2 separate regions of the Homo sapiens genome follow, and region 1 is linked to region 2. Evidence: read pairs that join two places in POLR2A ChIA-PET (ENCODE). Cell type or tissue: B cell. All regions are shown on one strand. Links, peaks and the distances in the headings refer to the core of each region. The heading gives the core; the rest is flanking DNA.

Region 1 (4,392 bases), core at 146-4,145, 250 kb before region 2:
ACCAGAGGGTGCAGTGTGAACACAGATAAAATATACCCTCAATTTACCTGCTGAAGCATTTGTTAGCATAGTACTAGGGACGTTGATTTTTTTTACATCATACAAACTTGATGTATGAAAAATCAGGCAGTACAGAATTAGTATAAAATCCTAATTTCTCCCAAATCCTCTCCCAGTGATAACCTTCGTTTTTTGTTTTTAATTGAGACAGAATCTTAGTCTGTTGCCCAGGCTGGAGTGCAGTGGCGTGATCTCGGCTCACTGCAACCTCTGCCTCCCGGGTTCAACCAATTCTCATGCCTCGGCCTCTCGAGCAGCTGGGACTATGCCACCCCACCACACCAGCTAATTGTTTGTATTTTTAGTAGAGATGGGGTTTGGCCGTGTTTTCCAGGCTGGTCTCAAATTCCTGGCCTCAAGTGATCTACCTGCTTCAGCCTCCCAAAGTGGCGGGATTACAGGCATAAACCACCTGTGGCTGGCCGAAAAATCTTATTTGATATTATGATGTGTACTGGCAGCATATGGCATTTCATTTTGTTTGTTTAACCTTTTTTTTTTTTTTTTTTGAGACAAAAGCTCACTCTGACCCCCAGGGCTGGGTGCAGTGACGTTATTTCAGTTCACTGCAGCCTCAACCTCCCAGGTTGAAGCGAGAGATCCTCCCTCCTCAGCCTCCCAAAATGCCACTAGGATTACAGGCATGAGCCACCACACCTGGCCTAGAATTTATTACTTTTATGACACCTCCATGAACATCTTTTTAAAAGTAAATCTTGCTCTACTTTTTTGATAGTTTTCTTCATGTAAATTCTCAGATGTGGAAATTATGGTATAAAGAGGCGTTTTTCTTCTTTCTTAAACACCTTATGTTTATTTATTTATTTACTTAATTTGTGTGTGTGTGTGTGTGTGTGTGTGTGTGTGAGAGAGAGAGAGAGAGAGAGACAGGATCTTGCTGTGTCACCCAAGCTGCAGTGAGGTAGCATGATCATATGCTCACTGCAACCTGGAACTCCCGGGCTCAAGCAATCCTCCCACCTCAGCCTGCTGAGTAGCTAGGACCGCAGATGTGGGCCACCACGCCTGGCTAATTAACAAAAAAAAAAAAAATTTTTTTTTTGATACAGGGTCTCGCTCTGTCACCCAGGCTGGAGTACAGTGGCACAATCTTGGCTCACCGTAACCTCTCAACTTCTACCTCCTGGGTTCAAACAATTTTTGTGCCTCAGCCTCCTGAGTAGCTGGGACTACAGGTGTGTACCACCACGCCTGGACAACTTTTTTTGGTATTTTTAATGGAAACATGTTTTTGCCATGTTGGCCAGGCTGGTCTCAAACTCCTGGCCTCAAGCAATCCACCCTCCTAGGCCTCCCAAAGTGCTAGGATTACAGGTGTGCCCCAATTCACCCAGCCTAATTAAATTATTTTTTGTCAAGATGGCATCTCACTATGTTGCTGAGGCTGGTCTTGAACTTCTGGGCCCAAGGTATTTATTAATTAGTATGGTAGCAGGCCAGGCATGGTGGCTCACACCTGTCATCCCAGCACTTTGGAAGGCTGAGGCATGAGGATAGCTTGGGGCCAGGAGTTCGAGACCAGTCGGAGCAATATAGAGAGACCCAGTCTATACAAAAGATTAAAAAAAAAATTAACTGGATGTAATGGTGTACTCCTGTAGTCCTAGCTACTTGGGAGGCTGGGGCAGGAGGATTGCTTAAGCCCAGGAGTTGAGGTTTGCAGTGAGCTATCTATGGTCATTCCACTGTGCTTCAACCAAGGTGAAAGAGTGAGGCCATGTATCAAAAAAAAAAAAAATTAGTAGCATATATCTGTTTCTTAGAATATGGAGCTGGAGGGTATTCTTTCATACTGGAAATAAACTACATAATATCATACAGTATGTTCAAATGCATATACTAAAGAACTCTACAAAATTTTAATCAAAATCTACGTTTAGTTTGTTAAGAATTTCTTGAGAGAACCACTGAGAGACAGTGTCCTTTTGATCAAATGATGAATCTCTTCAGAGTTAAGTCTTATAAAGGAAATTTTGACTATGTTGATCCAAGTAATGCAGTAGTGGCACATTTGTTAAAAGGCAAAATTTTACTTTTAATTTTCCTAAATGCTGTCTCACTTGAGTCAGGAGGGATTGGGAATACTCAAAATGATCTTCCAGAGAATTTCTGCCATAAGAGTGTGTGCCCTCATTAGGAATGGCTCTCTCATTATCTGTCCGTGATTGGAGGACTGCTTTCTCTGATAAAACCTTTATATCTCCTGGTAAAGGGGAAGATGTAGTATAAAAAAGAACTTTGCCATTTGGTCAGGGAAGGGGATGTCTTGTGTATGTTGCAGTAAAATTCATCATGTGCAGTTTTGTGCTGTCTTTCCAAGGGTCTTCAATGCATCTTACTGAGGTGCAGGCTTTCTTGATTGCAGTTGGGGTTTCCAGTTTTCTTAATAGTTCAGCTAGCACTTGAGTCACCAGATATAAATTAGACATTTATCTCTTCAGTTGCCAGTATACATTCTGTGTATTATCACTTGAAGTTCTTACTCTTCAGAGATCTCTGCTCTTCAAGATTGTCTTCCTCATACAGATAGGTTTGTTTGGTTTTTGAGTAGTTCTATTTTGAGATCGTTATATTCTTTCCTCATCAGCTCTTGTTCCAAACCTTGGATCTTCAGGTTACAGCTTAACATTTCCACCTCCCAGTTTGATGAAGGTGGATTGAAATTCCTCATCACCAGCTGAGTTTCCACCTCTGTCCTTAGCTAGAGTTCTACTTCTTTAGATTGCATCTGTTTATTCAATACTTTTAAAGATTCAGAGTTGTGTTTACTCATTTTATCCAATTTGCTCTTTAAATCATGTCTATCAATGCAAATCTTTCTTTCTTTTTTTTTTTTTTTTTTGAGACAGAGTCTCACCCTGTCACCCAGGCTGGAGTGCAGTGGGCAATCTCGGCTCACTACAAGCTCCGCCTTCCGGGTTCACGCCATCCTCCTGCCTCAGCCTCCCGAGTAGCTGGGACTACAGGCGCCTGCCACCATGCCGGCTAATTTTTTATGTTTTTAGTAGAGATGGGGTATCACTGTGTTAGCCAGGATGGTCTCGATCTCCTGATCTTGTGATCCGCCCGCCTCAGCCTCCTAAAGTGCTGGGATTACAGGTGTGAGCCACCGCGCCGGGCCACAAATCTTTCAATATGCATAATAGGCCTTATTTACTTGTTGCTATTCCACAAAACTTGTTTCTTCATCTAATTGAGCTCCTATAAGCTTTTCTTCCAAAAATCTAATTCTTTTCTTTATCATAAGATTTCTCTTTCTCTGAATCCTTAAGTCCTTTTTTGATGTCTTCATATGGGCAAATTGGGAAGCAACAGAAGCATCTCCTCAATATGTTGAAATTGGAGTTGCTGTGGTTTTCTCATAATTTAGCATACAGGTATCACCTTCTATCAGTGCATCCATGAGAGCCTGAAACCAGGCTACTTAGGGCCGCCATGGAGTTTCCATTCCTTAATGTTTAGAAACAGCCAAAAACAGATCGGGTTGCCAGGGATCACCACGGGTTCCGATTTCCTTGAAGATACCTCCACTTTGCGAGCGAAAGCAGCCACTCTGAGTTATTGAATTGAGAGTATTGGTCTTATATCTACCCATTTGGAATTCCTTAACATTCTAAGAATATTTTAATCGATCATCTTGGCTCTTCAGGGTGCCTAGTCATATCATTTGTTAATAAATGAAAGTATTCCGGCTGGGCGCGGTGGCTCACGCCTGTAATCCCAGCACTTTGGGAGGCCGAGGCGGGCAGATCACGAGGTCAGGAGATCGAGACTATCCTGGCTAACACGGTGAAACCCCGCCTCTACTAAAAATACAAAAAATTATCCGGGCGTGGTTGCGGACGCCTGTAGTCCCAGCTACTCGGGAGGCTGAGGCAGGAGAAGGCGTGACCCCAGGAGGCGGAGGTTGCAGTGAGCCAAGATCGCGCCACTGCACTCCAACCTGGGCGACAGAGCGAAACTTCGTCTCAAAAAAAAAAAAAGAAGAGCAATGATAAATATTAAAATCAGCCATAGATAAGGACATATGCCTACATTTGGACATGTAACAGTGCTGTTTTATGTATTATTGCTGGATAAAGAAACAGTCTGATTTTTCACAAAGACATAACAGTGTAACACAAAAACAAATTTTAAAAAACTTAAAAAATTAGTCAGAATTTTAAAAGTATAATTTCAACCTGTGGCAATACTCTGTTGTGAATTTTATTGGTAGAACTAAAGTAAAAATTTTTAATCTTTTTATTTTCTCAATTGAATAAATTTCCTTTTTCATATTTCTGCATTAAATAATAGCAATTTCTTGGAAGA
Region 2 (4,392 bases), core at 45-4,044:
GAGGATCACTTGAGGCCAGGAGTTCGAGACCAGCCTGGCCAACATGGTGAAACTGTGTCTCCACTAAATATACAAAAATTAGCTAGGCGTGGTGGCGAGCGCCTGTAATCCCAGCTACTTGGGAGGCTGAGGCAGGAAAATCACTTGAACCCAGGAGCCAGAGGTTGCAGTGAGCTGAGACCATGCCACTGCACTCCAGCCTGGATGACAGAGGGAGACTGTCTCAAAAATTAAAAATAAAAATTTATTTGCAATCAGGTAGCATGATGGAACTGAGACTACTATTCAGAACTCCTGATGACCAGGCCAAAATGTTTTCTACTGTTCCAAGATTTCCTGCAGCCAAATTGCAGGAAAATAGATGTTGGAGGAGCTTGGGAACCCTGTGGGTCTAGGACTATGATGTGCCATGTGGCTGACTTTGGGAAAGTACCTAAACAGATAAGGTTCCTTAGATGTCCATCAGAGCTGACCTGGGCTGAATGAATGGAGGGGGCAGAGAACTGAGAGCTTCCTTCCACCCAGCTCGTTACTTCTTGTCTTCCCAGTCATCTGACCCAGCTCCACCCTCGGCACCAACGAATCTTGCAGCAGCAGCAGCATAGTCAAACACCAAGGTAAAGCCCAGACCAGGAGCAGGGTTGAGGGGAGCCCATTTGCATGCCGGGTCTCCCCTTGTGACCAGTTGTCTCCCTCAAATCTCCCATGTGGTGGTTAAAACTCTCATACTGTTGCCCACCTCTGTGCTTGCTCCATCCTTCCCAGAGAGCCCCACTTCCTGCTCACCACACTCCTTAGGAAGTGCCAGTGGTGGGTAAGTCTAAAGGGTTGTTCCTCCTGGCTTAAAGTCCCCCAGCCAAGAAGCCTTGGTCTCAGCAGCCAGACCCCTATGCTAACCTCATGACCAGAAAAGAGAAGGACTGGGTGATAAAAGTGCAGATGGTGCAGCTGCAGAGTGCAAAACCCCGCCTGGATGACTACTATTACCAGGTGAGCCCCGCAGTACTCAGCCCAGCCTCTGACCTTGGGTCAAATGGGCCTGGACTCCCGGGCCCGCTCTGATCCTCTCTTCGGCTCATAGAGGTCATGTCTGTTCAGGTGGGAGAGAGAATCACTACAGGATGGGGGCCGTATTTCTAAAATTGACATCCCAAACTCATTTCTCTCTATCTTCCTACATTTCAGCCAACTAAGATTATTTCCAGTTCCCCAAACACACTTGGGTTTTGTCTCTACTCTTTGCTAAGAATTTTCCCTGTTCACCCAGGAAATATGGATTTTCCCACCTGTGTATGCTGAGAAATGTCTTGTTATATTCATCTACTTTGACTTTTTAGATCTAAAGCACAGGGATGTTATAAATAGTGGGATTCAGTTTGTTTAATTGAAAGAACGACAGCAGATATTTTTACTCATTTTCCCCTGCTTCCTTCTGCCTTTATTTATGGGGCAAGTCTTTATCCACAAGTTTTTGGGTTGTCTAGGCTGTTATCTTTCTTTTTCTTTTTTTTTTTTTGAGACAGAGTCTCCCTCTGTCATCCAGGCTGAAGTGCAGTGGCACCATCTCAGCTCACTGCCACCTCCACCTCCAGGGTTCAGGTGATTCTCCTGCCTCAGCCTCCCAAGTACCTGGGATCACAGGCATGCACCACCATACGCAGCTAATTTTTGTATTTTTAGTAGAGATGGGGTTTCACCATGTTGGATAGGCTGGTCTTGAACTTCTGACCTCAAGTGATCCACCCGCCTCGGCCTCCCAAGTGCTGAGATTACAGGCATGAGCAACCGCGCCCGGCTGGCTGTTTCACTTTCACCTCAACATCTGGGAGCCTCCCATCCAGTGCCCCATCCTTATTGCCTTCTCATTTACATTAGGTATTTTTCCTTTCTTTCCACCAAGCTTCAAAAGCCCTCCTTTTTCTGCGAGGGTCACTGAAAGTGAAATAGTTTTGTATTCTTGCCTTTTTGGCATTGCTTCTAAACAAAAGAGCCTTTTTCAAATCCTTGTTTGGCTTGTCAGTGGATTTTAGTTTAGGATTTCTCAACTTTAAGAAAATGTCAGAGCTGCTGAGCAAATCCACAGAAGTATAAAACTGGCCTAGAGGGCAACTGACAAACACTTCCCTATAGCTAGTTCTGTGCTTAAACCTCTGGATGGCCTTCATACCATCAGATAACTGATTTTTAGAAAGCACAGGTGAGATCACAAGATTAAATGGGGAAGTGGGGAGGACAGGTGGTATGCAGTGTGTGGGTACTAGAGCATGAGGAATGCAGGAAGGTTACAGACGCTGGAACAGGTTTGCTCACTGGCTCTCCACTTTGCTCTCTGACCTTTCATCAGACTTGGTGGTGGTATCTGGTCTTTAAGTATTTGGTATGTGAATTCCAAGATGGGTGATGTGGGGCCCAGGGTGCTTAAGACACTTTAGAATAACTGCAAGGAGGGCCTAAGGTGCCAGCATCATTTCTGGAATGATTGTTGTAGGAAAGAGTGTTAAGAGGCCGTGCTTGTCTGGGCACAATGGCTCGCCTGTAATCCCAGCACTTTGGGAGGCCAAGGAGGGCTGATTGCTTGAGTCCAGGAGTTCAAGACCAGCCTGAGCAACATGGTGAAATCCCACCTCTACAAAAAATACAAAAATTAGCTGGGCATGGTGGCACGTGCCTGTGGCCCCAGCTACTGAGGAGGCTGAAGTGGGAGGATCACTTGAGCCAGGGAGGTTGCAGTGAGCCAGAGATTGCGCCACTGCACTCCAGCTGGGTGACAGAGGGAGATGCTGTCTCAAACAACAAAACTTATAACACACACAAAAAAACTAAACTTAAGAGGCTGCACTTGAGAAACTTAATTCTAAATTCAAAAGATGAATATAAGGTGTTTTGTTTTTTTGTTTCCTATTCCGTGCATTCTCAGGAATATTACCAGAAGCTAGAGAAGAAGCAGGCAGACGAAGAGCTACTTGGACGAAGAAACCGGGTTGAGTCCCTCAAGCTGGTAACGCCTTACATTCCGAAGGCAGAGGCTTATGAGTCCGGTAGGGTCAGGGCTGACCTGCTGACTTGGGCTGGGCATCTGGGTGGACAGAGTGTGGGAGGGGGAAGGAAATGTGCCTCTCTTCTCATGCAGTGGTCCGAATCGAGGGTTCCCTGGGCCAGGTAGCTGTGTCGACATGCTTCAGCCCTCGCCGAGCTATTGATGCGGTACCCCATGGAACTCAAGAGCAGGTGGGAGCACTATCTTCCCAGACATTTTTCTCTCCCCTTTGGAAGAAGGGTCTAGAACATTCTTGTGTTTAAGACTGTGACCGAAGAAGGAGGAAGAAGTGTGATCAGACTTTGTTTCTAGCCTTTCCAGCTCAATCTCTAGCTAGTTGGGGGCCTGGGCTAGGGCTGTGGCAGTGGCAGTGTAGCTGATAGCTGGTGACTCCCTTCTCCTAGGATATAGAAGCTGCAAGCAGTCAGAGGCTTCGGGTATTATACCGGATTGAGAAGGTGAGATATCAGTTCCTTAGGGACGAGTTCCAAACCTACCTTTGAGAATGAGATATTACCCAAATTTACCTCTTTTTTCCACCCTCAAATTCCCAGATGTTCCTTCAGTTACTAGAAATAGAGGAAGGCTGGAAGTATAGGCCTCCACCGCCCTGCTTTTCTGAGCAGCAAAGCAACCAGGTTGAGAAGCTCTTCCAGACCTTAAAGACCCAGGAGCAGAACAACCTGGAGTGAGTGTGGGAGGGTTCCACCTCAGCCCAGGAAGGGAAGGAGCAGCAAAGACACTGGTCTTGCTTCTGCCTCTCCTTTGTGGCATGTAGCCCTCTCCTCTATGCAGAGCTCTGAAAATGTTCTCCTCTCTCCCTTGCAGAGAGGCAGCAGATGGCTTCCTGCAGGTGCTCTCTGTGAGGAAGGGGAAGGCCCTGGTGGCCCGGCTGCTCCCCTTCCTGCCCCAGGATCAGGCTGTTACCATTCTTTTGGCTATCACCCACCATCTGCCCCTCCTGGTCCGGAGGGATGTGGCTGATCAGGTACTGTGGCATTGAGTGGAGAAGAGGATGGTCTCCTGAATAGGTTAGGGGTCATTCCTCCCCTCCAGTCCCCACATGCCCCAGAGATGCCAGAGAAGGTGCTGGGCACAGCGAGGGATGCTGGCCTTGCCACCCTCAGGCAAGGAAGTTACAGAACTATTATAGGAACAGTGGATCATCTTCAGGTATGACGAACAAAAAGCAACAGGTGTATGGTTGCACAGGTGTCAGTGTGCTGAGGAGGTCTGAGTAAAAGATTAGGACGCCCTGATAAATGTTGAGCCCCTATCTACTTTTCTTAGAGAAGGATTCCTAGGACAAGTAGGTACCGAAGGTGTCAGTGTTGGGGATGGAGAGTCATAGTGGT

Evidence for each region. Peaks named below come from ENCODE experiments on the same cell type or tissue, not always from the same donor. Only the 100,000 strongest peaks of a DNase experiment are listed, where the experiment ranks them.
Region 1: POLR2A ChIA-PET joins it to region 2 with 7 read pairs; 2 of 35 experiments call an interaction of 5 or more read pairs at or near these places.

The regions. Positions count from the first base shown.
Region 1 is chr15:44,918,466-44,922,857 of GRCh38, reverse strand. It overlaps the pseudogene LOC100420928 and the pseudogene LOC100129830. Among named protein-coding and RNA genes, the nearest start is that of TERB2, 36 kb to the left of the region's middle. In B cell, for the core only: no CTCF peak of the experiment used is centred there; no DNase peak of the experiment used is centred there.
Region 2 is chr15:44,668,613-44,673,004 of GRCh38, reverse strand. PATL2 (PAT1 homolog 2) reads left to right here. Exons shown (of 18, transcript NM_001387263.1): 8 at 549-617; 9 at 849-990; 10 at 2,918-3,038; 11 at 3,131-3,228; 12 at 3,442-3,495; 13 at 3,592-3,725; 14 at 3,866-4,025. Among named protein-coding and RNA genes, the nearest start is that of SPG11, 7.1 kb to the right of the region's middle. RefSeq lists an enhancer at 564-633. In B cell, for the core only: no CTCF peak of the experiment used is centred there; DNase peaks (open chromatin) are centred at 2,194 and 3,817; H3K4me3 peaks cover 428 bases; H3K27ac peaks cover 3,884 bases.